Regions from separate parts of the Homo sapiens genome. Here region 1 is linked to region 2. A link is an interaction called in ENCODE POLR2A ChIA-PET data of the cell type or tissue named here. Cell type or tissue: PC-9. All regions are shown on one strand. Links, peaks and the distances in the headings refer to the core of each region. The heading gives the core; the rest is flanking DNA. Region 1 holds the start of ARHGEF33 (Rho guanine nucleotide exchange factor 33). Region 2 overlaps ARHGEF33 (Rho guanine nucleotide exchange factor 33).

Evidence for each region. ChIA-PET counts read pairs that join two places held together with the same protein. Peaks named below come from ENCODE experiments on the same cell type or tissue, not always from the same donor. Only the 100,000 strongest peaks of a DNase experiment are listed, where the experiment ranks them.
Region 1: POLR2A ChIA-PET joins it to region 2 with 6 read pairs; 4 of 35 experiments call an interaction of 5 or more read pairs at or near these places.

What each region holds. Positions count from the first base shown.
Region 1 is chr2:38,886,754-38,895,443 of GRCh38, forward strand. It overlaps ARHGEF33 (Rho guanine nucleotide exchange factor 33), which reads left to right and starts at 3,122. Exons shown (of 18, transcript NM_001145451.5): 1 at 3,122-3,233. In PC-9, for the core only: no CTCF peak of the experiment used is centred there; no DNase peak of the experiment used is centred there.
Region 2 is chr2:38,943,468-38,952,157 of GRCh38, forward strand. ARHGEF33 (Rho guanine nucleotide exchange factor 33) reads left to right here. Exons shown (of 18, transcript NM_001145451.5): 10 at 434-563; 11 at 7,522-7,654. The region is part of intron 2 of LOC105374471 (a long non-coding RNA gene); the gene reads right to left. Among named protein-coding and RNA genes, the nearest start is that of ARHGEF33, 58 kb to the left of the region's middle. RefSeq lists enhancers at 1-402, 3,570-4,070, 4,071-4,571 and silencers at 3,761-4,055, 3,878-4,064, 4,331-4,450. In PC-9, for the core only: CTCF peaks have their summits at 4,337 (motif pointing right) and 4,540; DNase peaks (open chromatin) are centred at 3,854 and 4,344; H3K4me3 peaks cover 985 bases; H3K27ac peaks cover 1,749 bases.

The DNA.
Region 1 (8,690 bases), core at 1,415-6,414, 57 kb before region 2:
AGCAGCCTGGCCAACATGGTGAAACCCCATCTCTACTAAAAATACAAAAAATAGCTGGGCATGATGGCGGGCACCTGTAATCCCACCTGCTCAGGAGGCTGAGGCAGGAGAATCGCTTAAACATGGTAGGCGGAGGTTGCAGTGAGCCGAGATCGCGCCATTGCACTCCAGCCTGGGCAACAGAGCGAGACTCCCATCTCAAAAAAAAAAAAAAGGTCAAAGAATTTGAACAGATGTTTCTCTGAAGGAGATATACAAGTAGCCAATAAGTAAACAAAAAGATGCTTAACATCCTTACTCTTCAGGGAAATGAACCTTAAACCTACAAACCCACCGTGAGATACCACTTCACACCAACTGGGATAGCTATTATTATTATTATTATTTTATTTTAAGTTCTGGGGTACATGTGCAGGATGTGTAGGTTTATTACATAGGTAAATGTGTGCCATGGTGGTTTGCTGCACTTATTAACCCATAACCTAGGTATTAAGCCCAGCAAGCATTAGCTATTTTTCCTGATGCTCTCTCTTCCCCCACTTCCACAACATGTGTGTTGTTCTCCTCCTGTGTCCATGTGTTCTCATTGTTCAGCTCCCACTTATAAGTGAGAACATGCATTGTTTGGTGGGATGGCTATATCAAAAAAAAAAAACAGACAATACAAAGATTGGCAATGATGTGGGGAAATTGGAGGCCTCACACATTTCTGGTGGGAATATAAAATGGTGCAGCTGCTGTGGAATACATTTCCTCAAAATATTAGACATAGAGTTACTACGTGACTCAGCAGTTCCTAGGTATGTACGCAAGGGAATTGACTTGCACACGAATGTTCATAGCAACATTATTCATTGCTATAGTCTGAATGTGTCCTTCCAAAATTCATGTTTAAACCTAATTTCCTCACGACTGTAATCCCAATACTTTGGGAGGCCAAGGTGGGTGCATCATTTAAGGTCAGGAGTTTGAGACCAGCCTGGCCAACATGGTGAAACCTCCTCTCCACTAAAAATACAAAAATTAGCCAGGCGTGGTGGTGTGTGCCTGTAATCCCAGCTACTCGGGAGGCTGAGGCACAAGAATTGCTTGAAACTGGGAGGTGGAGTCTGCAGTGAGCCAAGATGGCGCCACTGCACTCCAGCAGGGGCAACAGAGTGAGACTCTGTCTAAAAACAACAACAACAACAACAAAAACCTAATCTCTACTGTGGTAGTATTAAGAGTTGAGGCCTTTAGGAGGTGATTAGGTTATAAGGACAGAGCCCTCATGGATGGGATTAGTGCCCTTATAAAAGAGATGTGAAGGAGATTGCTTGCTTCTTCTGTCACAAGAGAATGATGCAAGAAGGTGCCATCTTTGAAGAAGAGAGCAAGTCCTTACCAGACACTAAATCTGCTAGTGCCTTGATCTTGGACTTAACAGCCTCCAGAACTGTGAGCAATACATTTCTGTTGTTTAAAATTACCCTGTCTAAGGTATTTTCTTATAGCAGTTCAAATGGACTAAGACATGTATAATAGCCCCAACTGGAAACAATCCAAATGTCCATCAACTAATGAATGTGTAAACAAAATGTCCACATAATGGAATATTATTCAGCCATAAAAAATGAAGTACTGATACTACAACATGGATGAACTTCAGAAACATTGTACTGGCCAGGCAGGTGGCTCATCCTGTAATCCCAGCACTTTGGGATGCCAAGGTGTGTGGATCGCTTGCCAGGAGTTTGAGACCAGGCTGGGCAGCATGGCAAAATCCCATCTCTACAAAAAATACAAAAATTAGCCAGGTGTGGTGGCACATGCCTATAGTCCCAGCTACTTGGGAGGACTGCTTGAGCCCAGGAGGCAGAGGTTGCAGTGAACCAAGATCATGCCACTGCACTCCAGGATGGGTGACAGAGCAAAACTTCATCTCAAAAACAACAAACAAACAAACATTGTACTAAGTGAAAGGAACCAGTCACAAACGGCCACATATTATATGATTCCATTTATGTGAAATGCTCTGAATAGGCAAATCCTTAGGGACAGAAAATAGATTAGTGGTTGCCAGGGGAGGAAGAAATTGGGAGGCATGAGGTTTCTAGAATTAGACAGTGGTGATGGTTGCACAGTCTTGAAAATGTACTAAAAACCACTGAATTGTTCATTTAACAGGGACAAATTTTATGTATGATGTGTAAATTATGTCTCAATTTCTTAAAAAGTAGATCTGTGTGTTGTCATATATTCTATGTCCAGAAAACTTCTTTACTTTTTACATAAGATAATTTAAAAATTACCAGAGCAGTATATGTCAACTACATTTAAAAAATTACAATAAAGACCTGAATGTTTTTGCTGAAACTCTATATTCTAAAACTGACAAAAAATAGTGTACACAATAGATAACTTCTTTGTCATATTTCTCTATTCAAAATCTTGTGAATATTTGTATTTCTCAATATGTTATTGCCAAAAGATGTATATTTTTATTTTTTGCTGTACTGGCACAAATTTGGGTTACAATGTCTTCTAAAATGTTAAAATAAAAATGGCATTTTTGTTAGTTTCTCATAATAATAGCTTTATGGCTAATTTTGAAAGACCCTATTTGTAAGTTTTCAAAGACACATTTTAAGAATTGGACATTTTTGTATATGTTGCTAAACATTAGCTGGCATGGCTTTAGAATTAAATATTATTATTATATGGAAATTCATGAAGAGACAAATACTGGACAAGTTAAGATAAGGTGAGAAGATGTTTTCAGGGACCAGGACATATAATTTAAATTCAAAAACTTCTGGAAAATATAGAAAAGTATCTGCTTTGCTGCAAAATAAATTTTCCCTAATTTTTTTCAATTTATTTAAGGCAGCAAGATATATATTTTACTCTTAAAATATTTAACTTGTATTGCTATGTTAATAACTTTTCAAAGTACAACTTTTCAATTTTCTAGTATACCAAAGATATTCCTCCTAAATGGGTTTCTTCCTTTTTACTCATTGAAACTAAATGCAGTTCAGTTATTTGATTAGTTGATGCTAGAATTTGACCTGGAGCTTATATAATTAGAAGAGACACTAGTTTTCCTCATTTAAAAGCCTGGTTAGCATACTACGGTCTCGTTTCAGGGGAAGTCAAGCCTCTCTACTGCTTCTTTTTATAACCTTTAAGTTAATTCAGAACCCAGATAAGCCTTGATCTGAGGATGATATAACCACCGCAGGCAACATGGGGTAAGTATGCGCTTTTATATGCTTTAAGGGGCACTGAAAGGGGAAACAATTTTATAAGAGATGAAAACCCATCAATCCTTACCACGTGGTGTACTAATTTAAATCCAATATATGCTAACATTTATTTGAGGTAGGCATTCAAAGAAATAACTTTTATTTAAGAGTTATAACAATTTGTAAAACATTTATTTCCTTGCTTAATTTTTATATTATGTCTTAACTGCGCTTTGCAGGTTATCGATAAACTGGAGACTGAAGTTGTTCTGCATATTAATAAATATAGTTGAAGATGAGTTAAATTTTGAGAGCAGTCTTAAAGAAAGGATGCTAGACAGCGTAAATCTGACATGGACATGCCTCTTTGGGATTAAGAATAATTAAAGAATGAAAAAGATTAGGGATGGAGGGAGATTGGTTTATTCCTTTCTAACACAGAAAAAGAATAGGGGAATCTTCAGCATTCACTCCCCTATGTACAGAACAAAAAACATATCCTGATTGAAAATGTGTACTGATTAATTACATGGGGGCTTTATTGGTGAAACCTAATTCTAAACACTTCATGGGGCTTTGGTGTGTAATGAGAAGAACTGAGTTTCACTTAAACATTGTCTTAAGTGAGAATAGCGTTCTATTATAATTAGTATTGGAATTATGTGAGTTTTTATATGCTGAAATAGTATTCTGAATATGTAGAAATCTCTATATCACCCTTTTATATTTTTAATAGCCCCTTTTAATACAAAATCATATTGCTGTAAATGGAATAGCTATTTCATTGAAGGCTACTTCTGAAGGATTCAACATAATGATCAGAAATGTATCCTAGAGAAAAAAGTTTTTGATGCACATTTATTCTAAACATTTTTCACAAACTGAATTAATTAATGTCTACATTTTTCATAACCATGGGCTCTGGAAATGCAATCTAAACTCATTTGAAAACTCAGAGGCTTTTGAAACAAGATGACCATACTATTGGTTTTTTTTTTTTTCTTTTTTCTTTTCTTTTTTTAGACAAGGTCTCACTTTGTCACCTGGGCTCAAGCAATCCTCCCACCTCAGCCCCCACAGGTAACTGAGACCACAGGTGCACACCACCACACCCGGCTAATTTTTGTATTTTTTGTAGAGATGGGGTTTCGTCATGTTGCTCAGGTTGGTCTTGAACTCCTGATCTCAAGCAGTCCTCCCACTTCAGCCTCCCAAAGTGCTGGGATTACAGGTGTGAGCCACCATGCTCGGCCTTATTGTTAACTTTTTCTTAATTCCCTTTATTTACCTTCCCTTTTCTCTGTGTATAAGGGTGTACTTCAACATAGCAGGCCAGTAATAAACTAAGTAATGTAGATACAAAGATCAACTGATCTTCCTCCTTCCCTTCCTCTCTCCTTTCCTCCCTTCCTCTCTCCCTCTTCCTTCCTTTCTTTTTCTTTAATGACAGCAGTTCTTAACCTTTTCGGTGTCAAGAATTGCTTTTAGAATCTTCAGAAACCAGTCCACCATTTCTGCAAAAAAAAAAGTAAAATCACACAAAATTTTGCATACAATTTCAGAAGATTTACAGGTGACCTGAAACCCTATTCCTGGGACCACAGGTTAAGACCCTTAGACTTTGATTTTAGGACTGGAGTATGATTTGTTCAATATTTCTCTTTGTTTGGATTTTTATAAATGTAAGAATCTTTAAATTCATAATTCTTGCTAATCTTCTCAAGGACAGTGTGGAAGATTCCCCACCCGCCCCCCACACAATTTACATGAGTGTGAAACACAGTTTAACCAACATGCATCACATTACTGCTGCTGGGCCCCAAGGACTTGACTAATCACTTGTGCCTTTTGAGAGTGCCAGGAATCACCTTGGGAGTCATGGAAGGAAAAAAAACCCTCATTATGTTATTTGTAAAGCACTTTGAATGCCCCAAATAAGATGAACGAAACAAATCATAAATGCTAATATTACAGAGAGCACTCTTCTGATTGGTATGTTCATGATTATTTTGTTGTCTGTTCATGCCTTTACTGACAAAAAGACAGGGTAGTAAGTATTAACATCTGTTTGAGTCTTCCTAAAATAATCAGAAAAATAAAGAAAAAGTGGCAGCTAATCGGATTCTCAAATTTATCCATTTGAGGAAATCTCTAGAATTTATTTCCTGAGAATGAGGGAGTAGCTGTTTTGGATTTGTCTTTGGGGCCTACTTATCTCAAATGATTTGAGGATATAATTCCCTTATATGGGGCAATGCCAGCCCTTTCCACCTTTCCCCAGGCTATGCTGGCATGGTTTTAGCAAGCAATGAAGAAGCAAATACTGGAAAATTCTTATGCTCTCTAAAAAAATCTCCTCCTCGTAATTTTCACTGGGTTTTTTATGGAGTGTGTGAGTAGGTGGGGTGGGTAGAGATGATGCCTAAAGGTGGGTAAACAGATAACTGGGGAAAAGTAGAAAAACCTAACTGACATCTGCTAAGTACCATAACACCCGGGCAAAGGATGAACAATGGGAAAGAAAGGATGGTTGTATTTCTTTTTTGAGACATTTTAAAATGTGCTTTCCCCATCTCCTAGCAGAGTTAGTCAGTGCACCCCCAATTGACAAAAACAAAAGTTAAGGCTCTGCTAAAATTGTAGAACCAAGTTCATTATTATAGCATATTCAGCCTCCTTTTAGTCTCCTGGTTCAAATAAGTTAGAGTAATTTTAAAAATTATCTTATGACATATTTCCTCCTTCTGAATCTGAGAGTGACTATCCAACTCTTTTTCTTGGGTGAAGCATACATTTGGCTCATGGAGCAACCTTTGAAATGTCGCTTCTATCTGTGCCCTCCTTTCCTTTCTAAGAGTCACTTCCCTAATTCAGGTCATCATTATCTTTTACTTGAGTTATTAAAGGTGCCTGCTCACTGGCCTCTTTGCAGCTGCTCTTTCCTCTACAGTGCCACTAAGTCATCTTCTTACCAGAGATATGTGATCTTGTTATACCTCTGCTTAAACATTTTCAATGACTCATTCTCTCCACTGCAGAGCAAGCTCCAAAGAAGAGATTCAAGGCTCTCTATCTGCCCCCAATCTACCTGTCTAGCCTCACCTTCTACTCTACCTTCTTTGCTCCCTAGGGTTCCTAAATCCACCTAGGCCTTGTGCTTTGTTCCTCTGGTAATCCTTTTTTTTTTTTTTTTCTTTTTTTGAGACAAGGTCTCACCCTGTTGCCAGGGTGGAGTGCAGTGGCACAGTCTTGGCTCACTGCAACCTCTGCCTCCTGGGTTCAAGCAATTCTCCTGCCTCAGCCTCCTGAGTAGCTGGGATTACAGGCACCCGCCACCATGGGCTAATTTTTGTACTTTTAGTAGAGACAGAGTTTCACTATGTTGGCCAGGCTGATCTCGAACTCCTGAGCTCAAGCGATTTACCTGCCTCAGCCTCCCAAAATGCTGGAATTACAGGTGTGAACCACTGTGCCTGGCCCCTCTGGTGATCCCCTTTTGACCGTTTCTACATATCATGCAAAGCCTGGCTCAAATCCTATCTTCTTAATGAAGCTTTCTCTAATCCCCACAAGGGAATTCATCTTTTCTCTGAAAATTTTAGGCACTTTACACTTTTCTTTTTCATTTGTCACAATCCATTATATGTTACAGTTATTTATGTGTCTCATCTTCCCTTCTAGACTGGAAGCAGAAACAATGGCATCCTTTCATTTCTCCTAGCACCTGGTACAATGCCTTTTATGTGGTATATGCTTATTAAATACTTGTTGAATGCACGTGAACTCTGTTTAAACCCCTAAAAACTTAATTTTAGCCAAACTTTCTTTCTTTTTTTCCCAAGTGAGTTACCTCATTTTCCAGGTTTCTATCTGAAGAGCTCAAATGAGTGAGTAGTATCTAAAATGTAGGCAATTCAAGGGAGATAGGGCACAAACAAGGGCTGGAGTGAAGACTTCTAAAGTCTGAAGACTGAAGACTGAAGACTGTTGTTAATAAGCAGAAAGCACACATAGGCTCCAAGGAAATATAAGAAAACTTTCCAGAATTAAAAATCGTTCTTGCCAGGCTGGCTCACTCTTTTGATCCCAACACTTTAGGAGGCCGAGACACTGGGATCATTTCAGCCCAGGAATTCGAGACCAGCTTGGGCAACGTGGCAAAACCCCATCTCTACCAAAAACAAAAAACAAAAAACAAAAAAATTAGCCAGGCATGGTGGCATGCACCTGTAGTTCCAGCTACTCAGAGGCTGAGGCAGGAGGATTGCTAGAGCCCGGGAGGTCGAGGCTGCAGAGAGCCACAATCACACCACTGCACTCCAGCCTGGGCTTCAGAGAGAAAACCTGCCTTTAAAAAAAAAAAATGTTGCTTTTGGGCTCTGGATAGCTTCCTAGAACGCCAGCATATCAGTAAAGATTGAGTTAATCTGTATATGCTGGGGGAAAAAAAAAAAGAATAATAATAGAGGCTTAAACAAGCTAGAAGTGTATTTCTCTCTTACATTAAAAACAAACAAACAAACAAACAAGCCCACAAAGGTAGGCAGTCTAGTGCTGTTAGATGAGTTCCTTAGTGAGAGGCCCCCAGGTTCCTGTCATCTTGCTCTTCTGCCATCCTTAGTATATCACCTCTTGGTCCAAGACAGTTGCTAGGTCTCCACCTATCTCACTGATGTTCAGCCAGCAGGAACGAGGAATGGGGAAAAAAGGTGTGTTCTCTCTTTTAGGAGACTTCCCAGTGGTCACTCAGTGTTTCTACTTGTATTGCATGGGTAGAAATCTAGTCTCATGGTTACACTTAGCTGTGAGGAAGAGGGGAATACAGTCTTTTAACTGGGTTTCCAAAAAAAGAGGAGAATGAATACTGGGTGGCAACTAGCAGTGTCTGTCAGAGCCAGTATCAGGCCTTACATGGCCTCTTATATTCCTTTAGACAAAGTACAGCATTATGTACAAAAGTAATCTTTTAAGAAAAAAAAAATCAGTAAAATTAAAGGAAAAAAAGAGGAAGCCAAGCTGGGAATAAACAGATTCACCCAGAATAAAGGCCTCTTGATAAAGTGACAAAAGGTGACCAAGTAAGGCTTTGCCCCTCCCTAAACTCTATGTCCCAGTCTCCCTCCCTCCAGGCTTCGTGTCCCTGAATCTTCACATCCACACTGTGAGGCAAGTATTACTATTACTAAGCCAATCATACAGGTCAGGAAACCGAAGTCCAGGAAGATTCAGTGAATTGGCCAAACTGCCCGTACTGCAGCAAAAATTATATAAATCACAGAATGTTTTCTAAATAGATTTGTTCTTAATTTTGAGTATAGATCACTTCAATTGGCGCTTAAAGAAAAACCTATTACAAACACATTTCACTTGTCACTTGAAGTAGGTGATTTAATGTGGAATATTAGAAAAGACTCTAGATTTGTGGCTTTCAATATTTTACGGTCATATCAACTGCTTTGAACT
Region 2 (8,690 bases), core at 1,468-6,467:
TCCCAGAAACCAGGGCTTCTCTAGTTTCATTTTTCTTGTTTGCCATGGGGAGGAAGTGAGGAAGCCATCTGGTATGGGGGGTGAGGATCTGGAGGTTCAATTGCCCCATATGTATACTTTCAATGATTGCTCCTGCTTTCAGCATTGTCCCTTATTTGCACTATCTATATTGCCCCTGGTGTCTCCAATCCTTGAGCTTTCCAGATGCTTCTCAGCAGATTTTCCAGCTGCAGATGGGGACACCAAGACTTCGTGCCCTTTGCTCTGCTGAATGAATTACTGCGCCTCCATTCTGCTTTCTACCTTTCAAAAACTTGCAGATGGTTTTTTTTTTATTGCTTTCAATATCCTTTTATCACTTTTATTGCTTGCATTTAATGGGATTTTAGGAAGAAATGGTTAATATCAAGTCCTCTTTGGTTTGTTTCTAAAGCTAAAAGACAGACTGTGGCCCTGGAACTGCTTGAATCTGAAAGAAAATATGTCATTAACATCTCTCTGATCTTGAAGATAAAAGCCACATTCCAGGGGTCAGATGGAAAGAGGAATTCCAAAGAGAGAAGGTATCCATGCACTCATTGCCTTTGCTTTTCAGATTGATTAGGATTTAAGGTAAGTGGTTTATTGTTTCCACTTTGGGATTTCTGGGGCCTATGAAGAGTTCCAGAAATAGTCTTTGAAAAGAGAAGAGGCAGTGATGGCAGATGTCTCAGTTCACTTTGTGCTGCTATGACAGAATATCGTAGACTGGATAACTTTTAATGAACAGAAATTTATTCTCTCACAATTCTGGAGACTGGGGAGTCTAAGATCGAGGTGCTGGCAGATTGAATCTCTGGTTCCAAGATGGCACTTTGTTGTTGTGTCTTCCAGAGAGGAGGAACATTGCAGCCTTACATGGCAGAAGATCAGGAGAGAGCAGGAGAACCCACTCCCTCAGGCCCCTTTTGTAGTGGCAATAATCCATTCATAGTGCGGAGCTCTCACAACCTAAACACCCACCATAGGCTCCACCTCCCAGTACTGTTGCATTGGGGGTTAAGTTTCCAGCACATGAATTTTGGGGGACACATTTAGATCATAGCAATAGGGAACCCCTGGCAAGTCTTAAACTTAGATTTTCATCAATGTAAGAAAATGAGTATAGTCTCCTGGGCCTTCAGGGTCTCTAACATGTCTTTTAAAAACTTAAAGGGGGAACAAATGCTACAGTGAGGGAGGCGTTGGTCTCTGTTGCCATCTGCATGGAGTCCCCATGGGTCACAGGTCTCTTAGAAGCACAAGAGAATGAATGTGTGGCAAACCGAAGCACTCAGTGGCCATTAGAGAAATGACACAGGGCTGATATAACTCTGGACCTGGGCCTTATTATTCATGTGGGTGATCTTATGGTACTGAGTAATGCATGGGTGTGTGTGTGTGTGTGTGTGTGTGCGCGCTCATAGGGTCTGCCACCTGTTGTAACAGCACGCTTTCCCAATGCCGCAACACTCCACCTATATCTGTTCATAGTCTAGATTTTTTTCTGTTTCCCTCTCTGTTGAGAGAAAGCAGGAAGGAGGAAAGTAAGACTTGGTGAAAAAGATTAATGTAATGAATATATAATAATCCAGAAAAATTGAAGAAAAGGCCAATCCAAAAGAATGGAAAGTCTGGATTATGGACTACTGTGGACATATGTGGCATTATTACTTTAAACATTCCATTGGGTAATATACACTGGTGGTTCATAAATTCTGAATCTACCCAGGGAAGCCCCTAATTATATTTTCTTGCTCCTTACCATCCCCCCAAATCTATTTGACTTGGTGGCTGCCAACAATACACTCAAAACACACGCTGCCCTCCTACCTAAATGACCGAGTGAGGCACTACTCCCTGACAAACCCACGAGTGGCCTATTTTCAAGAGTTATTTTACTACAAAACAGAGGTAAACCAAATATGAAGCAACAAGAACAGAAAGGCTAAGGTGACCCAGCTAAAGCTGTGACCATCTGGACTGGGCCTCACCTCTCAGATACTGCCTAGATTCTCAGCCATCCTTCCTTCCCTATCTGGCCCTTCCAGTTCCCCCTCCTTGACCCTCCCAGCTGCGCTGCAGGCCTCTGGAAGTCTCTATGGGCTCCAGCTGTCTTGCTGTTGCCAAAGACCTACTCAGTTTATGGTAATGAAATCTAAAGGCGGTGTACCCTTTGGTGTGGCTTTGCTTCCACATAGAAAATTCTAAGCCAGCAGCGTCTCTTCTTAGTCTGAAAATCTGGGGAGGCGGGGTAAGTCAGGGAAAAGAGAAAACTGTTTACTGTGGAAGGGAGTAGTAAGCAGCTGCTCTGCTAGGCACTTGATTCGTAACTTCACGAAATATTTAGCAGAACCCTGTGACCCCTACCTTACAGACGAAGGAACTAAGGCCCAGAGAAGCTTAAAGCCGCAGAACCAATTAGTGCCGGGATTCAAACGCAAGCCTGCCGGACCCTGTAGTGTGTGCTCTTATACATCATACCACTTCCCCAAAGCCACTGGCTTCATTAACTGCAATGTGTAAAGTTTCTCAGAGAGCCAGAAGGATACAGTTGTCTCTTCCTATTTCAAAATTCAGTCTTCCCTCTTGAACAGCCTGTACGTTTTTACTTCAGATCTCAGTTGATTTGTTAAGTCTGCTACATATGTTGTCTAGCCCTTGTTGCAAGCCTCCAGCAGGCGGGAGGTCATAGGGGAGAGACCAGACCCTGCAGAAGATTTGGGTAGATAAAGAGAAGGCCCTTATTGACTTGCTGCCACTTCCTATTTTTCTAAATTGTTCTCTTATGACCCATCACTGGGAGGAAGGAGTAGATCTCTCCCTCAAATCCTACGAGATTGAAAAATTAAAGCTATCATACAATCCTCTATGAAAGTAAGATCATAGTTATTTCAAGATATCTGCGATAATGCTATTCATGTTAGTTATTTGCTAGACTAACCTTCTTTTTTCTTTGCATGGACCAAGCAGAGAAAAGCTTCAACCCCACCCTCTTCGTTAGTACTGAATATGAAGTCTCTGGTTCTGAGCTTGGTGGTACTGCCGTTTTTCTATTTTAGGGTTAGATTTTCATTATCCTCCTCCACTCATTATCTTTCTTCTTTAAAGCTTTCCTGAAACCTCTGTGTGTACTTTATTTCTTTCTTTATTTTTTTGAGGCAGGATCTCACTCTGTTGCCCAGACTGGAGTGCAGTGGCATTATCTCGGCTCACTGTAACCTCCACTTCCCGGGTTCAAGTGATTCTCCTGCCTCAGCCTCCTGAGTAGCTGAGATTACAGGCACACACCACCATGCCTAGCTAATTTTTATATTTTTAGTAGAGATTAGGTTTCACCATTTTGGTCAGGCTGGTCTCGAACTCCTGACCTCAAGTGATCTATCCACCTCAGCCTCTCAAAGTGCTGGGATTACAGGTGTGAGCCACTGTGCCCAGCCTTTGTGTGTACTTTAAATAGACCAGCTGAAGGAAATACAAAGCAGAATGAAATTGTTCCTTTTCTCTATCGGCATTTTTCTCCATGCAAAGATGAAAATAAGTATATTAACATTTACTATCGGCATTTTTCTCCATGCAAAGATGAAAGTAAGTATATTAACATTTACTAACTTTCCCATCACAAACCACAAACCTTCAGCACTTTTTACCCCATTGGAAAGTAAGTTGGGATGCAAATAACCTCCACTGCAAGTACAACTTGACATTCAAGCCTGAGGTGGCCACATCTTCTCCAACCTATTAAATAAAACCTTAGGTTTTTCCTAAAGAAAAGTGAGTCACTCAAGAGCTTCCTCAGCCTGTTTGAAGCCAGCCGTGCCCCTGGCTGAAAGGGCTGGAAGTTGCAGGGGCACATTGCTGCTGGCTGAAACCTGGGCAGAACTTGAGGGCTATGATTCATTTGTTTGTTTTGTTTAGAGACAAGGTCTCTGTCTGTCGCCCAGGCTGGAGAAGGGTGCAGCGGCCCAGTCACAGCTCACTGCAGCCTCAAACTTCTGGGCTCAAGTGATCCTCCCACCTCAGCATCCCCAGCTGGGATTACAGGCATGAGCCACCCTGTGCTCTTATACATCATACCACTAACAGCTACTTTTTCAGTTTATTATAAAGACGGTGTCTTGCTCTGTTGCCCAGGCTGTCATTTGTCGAAGGATCACAGAAGTTGGAGTTCTGGGCTTTTTGGCTCTGACTCACCTAGGTAGAGCCACAGCCTCAGGATCACAGTTCTGTCTGAACACTTATGGAGGGAGCAGTGATCAGCTCAGCAGGATTGTCAATTAGCCTTGTAAGCTAAACTCCAGTGCTGTGTCCACCAAGAGCTCAACAAGCTTCGTGCTACAGATCACCACCAGGTGGCACACGTTTAATGATCATGCCCATCCAGGGTGGCGGGAACCTGCTACTGCCAAGCTCAGGAGTTATTTTGGCCTCATTCTGGGCTGACAAAAGCTACATTATTAACCTCAAACTATAACTGGATTTTTCTTTCTTGCTTTTAGTGTATTTCCCTCATTGATTAAGTACTATATTGTTAGGAGATAAAAACTTTGAAGGCTTTAGAAATAATAAACTACTAATGTTGCCAAAATTTCATCCCAGTAAGGAATAGGAAAAAAAAAAAGCTGAGCTCTGAATACTTCGTCTTCATGAAAAAGTTGCTTCTGGGCGTCAGGTCTGGCGCCAGGCAAAAGAGTGAAACAGGTTAAGTGTGGCTTGTACTTGCCATCTTTCTCCCTTTGCTGTCTGTCTTCTGATTTCACACTCCTCCCTAATTTCAAATAATACCCTTGTTAAATTTTTTTAAAAGGTTTAAAGCCCGTTTTCAATGTTTCGTATAGAATCCACTGTAGGTCATTGTTTTTCATGTAACTTATGTGCTTCCACAATGCTTGATGGAGGCCTTAGCCTTCTCCAACCCCACCCTGAAATCTCAAACAGTCATCCCGGTGGGCAGTCCAGGAGGAGATTGGTACCAGCTCTCCCATTCTCCAAGTACATTGACCACAGTGTAGCAGAATGCAGCTCTCTGGAAAGAAAGGGAGAAGGAAGGAAGAAAGGGAAGGAGAGAGGGAGGGAAGGAGGGAGAGAGGAAGGGAGGAAGAAAGGGAGGGAGGGAGGAAGGGGAATGAAGGAAAGAAAAAGGAAATCGATAATCCAAGACATTTTATATACATATATGGACAATTCTTCACAAAGTCAGATCTTCCCATGGTGCCCTAATATCTTCCAGGGTCACACCAGGACTATTACACAAAGTCATTTACAACCACTGGGTAGGAAGAAATCTTTTGCACCTAGATCTTTGGCTGGTGCAGCATTTTACACTTTCAGTACAATCAGTTGTGTTTTTCTCCATCAGGTTTATGGTCTTCTCCCAGTCAGTATACCCCGTAGCTACCCCTCCAAATTCCCCTCTGATCTGGACAGGGATTTCTTTGATCTCCTAAACCCACTGTTCCATTGTAAGCGCTCAGGTCAGGAGGCCTCTCCTCTTTTGTACCTGTAGGGGATCCAGGCACAGGAGGTGGAGGGAGTGGAAGATGGGAGTGGAAGTCTTCCTCATATCCTTTCATAGGGGGCTAGGTACCCTATTCTCGTGTTTGTGTGTCTCCTCTGAGCTACAGTCACAGAGGTCACTTTGCTTTGCTTGGAAATGAGTTGAAAAAAACCTCCTCTCGATCTGGCATCCTTCCTATTGTTCCAACAAAGGTTTGCTTGTTGGGAAAGCACCCCAGTTGTCCACGAGTTTACTCTCATTTGACCCTGGGGAAATATTCAAGTAAGTTCAGATCAACCAGACCATCTCTTTTCTGTTTGTTAAACTTGCGGTGCTGAAAGCATAAAGGAACCTACCTTAAGTCACCAAGTTAGAGCTCCAATCCTTGCTGTAACCCAAAAAAACTCTGCTTCTTTTTATTTTTTTCTTCCTCTTTTCTATAGGCCTCTAATCACATCACTCTTACCCAGCTAGTCCCCCTTCCTCTTCCTCCCATGATTCTCTATCTCTCCTCTCCACCCCACCCTTCTCTGACGTCTCCCTTCTTCCCTTCCTTACTTCTGAAAAAGGGAAAAAAAAGAAAAAAGGAGGTACATTGCAAGATGGAGAAGAGAGGGATGGAAGGGTAGAAAAAGTGCTTTGTAAAATTCCAGGGAGTAGCAAGCCAGGCCTGGTCAGTAGCTGTGTTAGGCCGTTCTCACATTGCTATAAAGAATAGCTGAGACTGGGTAATTTGTAAAGTAAAGAGGTTTAATTGGATCACGGTTCTGCAGGCTGTACAGGAAGCACGATGCTGGCATCTGCTCAGCCTCTGAGGAGGCCTCAGGAAACTTACAATTATGGTGGAAGGCGAAGGGGAAGCAGGCATGTCACAGGGCGCAGCAGGAGCAAGACAGAGAGACGGGAGGCGCTACGCACTTTTAAACAGCCAGAATTCATGAGAACTCACTCACCATCACTATCACTTGGTGGGACAGTAGCAAAAGGGATGGTGCTAAACCATTCACGAGAAATTCACCCTCATGATACAATCACCTCTCACCAAGCCCACTTCCAACACTGGGGGTTACATTTCAGTATGAGAGTTGGGCAGGGACACACATCCAAACTGTATTAATAGCCTACCCAGACAAGACTGTCCTGGCCCAGTATTCCTCTTAGAAACTGAAGAAAAGGAAAAAAGAAACCCTCTGATACCCTACAACTCCCTGAGCTTTTTAGTTGCCAACTTTAAACAAATTTTCCTACTTACCTAAATAGCAGTCTCCTACTGGTAGCTGAGAATGGTCTTGTAGATGCCACCTCAGTGCTGCATCTACAACACTAATTAGAATAGACTATTTTGCACATCAAATAGGAATAGCTCTAAAACATTGAAAAAGGTATCCCTTAGAATTTCCACTGCGTGTCATTTAAATGAGCATGTAAAAAGGTCTTTCAAGTGATGTGCTCTTTATTTATTTGTATTTTATTTATTTATTTATTTTGAGACAGAGTCTCGCTTTGTTACCCAGGCTGGGGTGAAGTGGCGTGATCTGAGCTCACTGCAACCTGTACCTCCCGGATTCAAGTGATTCTCCTGCCTTAGCCTCCCAAGTAGCTGGAATTAGGTGCATGCCACCATGCCCAGCTAATTTTTGTATTTTTAGTAGAGATGGGGTTTCACCATGTTGGCCAGGCTGGTCTCGAACTCCTGACCTCAGGTGATCCGCCCAACTCCCAAAGTGCTGGGATTACAGGTGTGGCATGCCAGGCCTCTTTATTAGTTCAATACACATTTGTATAGAAGCCATTAGTAAAGGTTTTTTTTGTTTTGTTTTGTTTTTCTGTAGTCGGGATATCTGCTATTAGGTGTGCAATGAAAAACTTTAAAAAATCCTTAATGCAGGCCTGTGACTCACAGTATGTTGGATGGCTGGGAGAATGGGCCCTGCTGCATGTATTTTTGTAGGGTCCTTTCTTCTCTACACCTTGTTTGTGTGATTCCGTCTCTATTCTGTTTCAAGCCTCTTCCCTGGCTCTTTACGGTACCTCGTCCAGCAGCACCTGGATCTGCTTCACGCACTGCAGGAAAGGGTCCTGAAGTGGCCACGCCAAGGCGTTCTTGGAGATTTATTCCTTAAGTTAACAAATGACGAGGTAAGGTTTTTTCTGCCCCTCTATACATTTTACTTATACGGATTTGTGTCTCATTTGTCTACTTCTCTTAATAGAGAATCTAGAAGCAGTGAATTTCACAGCTAGAACCACTGAGATCTAGTCTAACTTTCTCATTCTACATACAGATCATGGAATGATTCAGAGAGATTTAAAAGCCTTGCTGAAATCACCCCGCTAGCTAGGTAGTTGGAGATGTGTGACTTTCAGAGGCCTAAGTTAGGTCTTCTGACTTCTAGTTCATAACTTTCCACTGTATTATAACTGCCTCCATTGAATACGCATGTCGATGTGTGTATGTATTGTGTGTGTGTTTTTATATAAATGTATGTATATATATTTGTGGGCCGGGTGTGGTGGCTCGTGCCTGTAATCCCAACACTTTGGGAGGCTGAAGCAGGAGAATTGTTTGAACCCAGGACTTCAAAACTAGCTTGAGCGACACAGCAAGACCCTGTCTTTATTAAATTAAAAAAAAAGTATATATACATTAAAACATGTATATATATGCATCTGTGTATATATATACACAAATATATATGCATCTGTGTGTATATATACACAAATATATATATACACACATGAGATATATACACACACATGCATATATATATACACATGAGAGTTTGTATATACATGTGTATTTTCACACACAATTTTCATTCCTTGGAGATTTTTTAAAAAATGTGATGGGTGGCTATTATCTTGAATTTTGCAATCTCTACAATATCCTACAAAGAAAATATGATCCAAGCCAGAGGCTGCAAACTCAAATGCCTATGGGGCCAGACAGTGGCATAAATGAGTGAAGTGAACACAGTATGGACTGGTGTGAAGTGTGAGCTGCAGTGGAGCAGCTGTGTTGTTCTACAAGGAATAGCTACTCAGCTTTATCCAATCATTATGCAGGAAAAAAGGACTAGAGTTGCCAGAGCTTCTGATATTTTAAGAAAAGCTGGAAATCCAGAATTTTGTGGGAAATTTTCTTATTTTTAAAAGATTGTGTGGGCTAATTAAA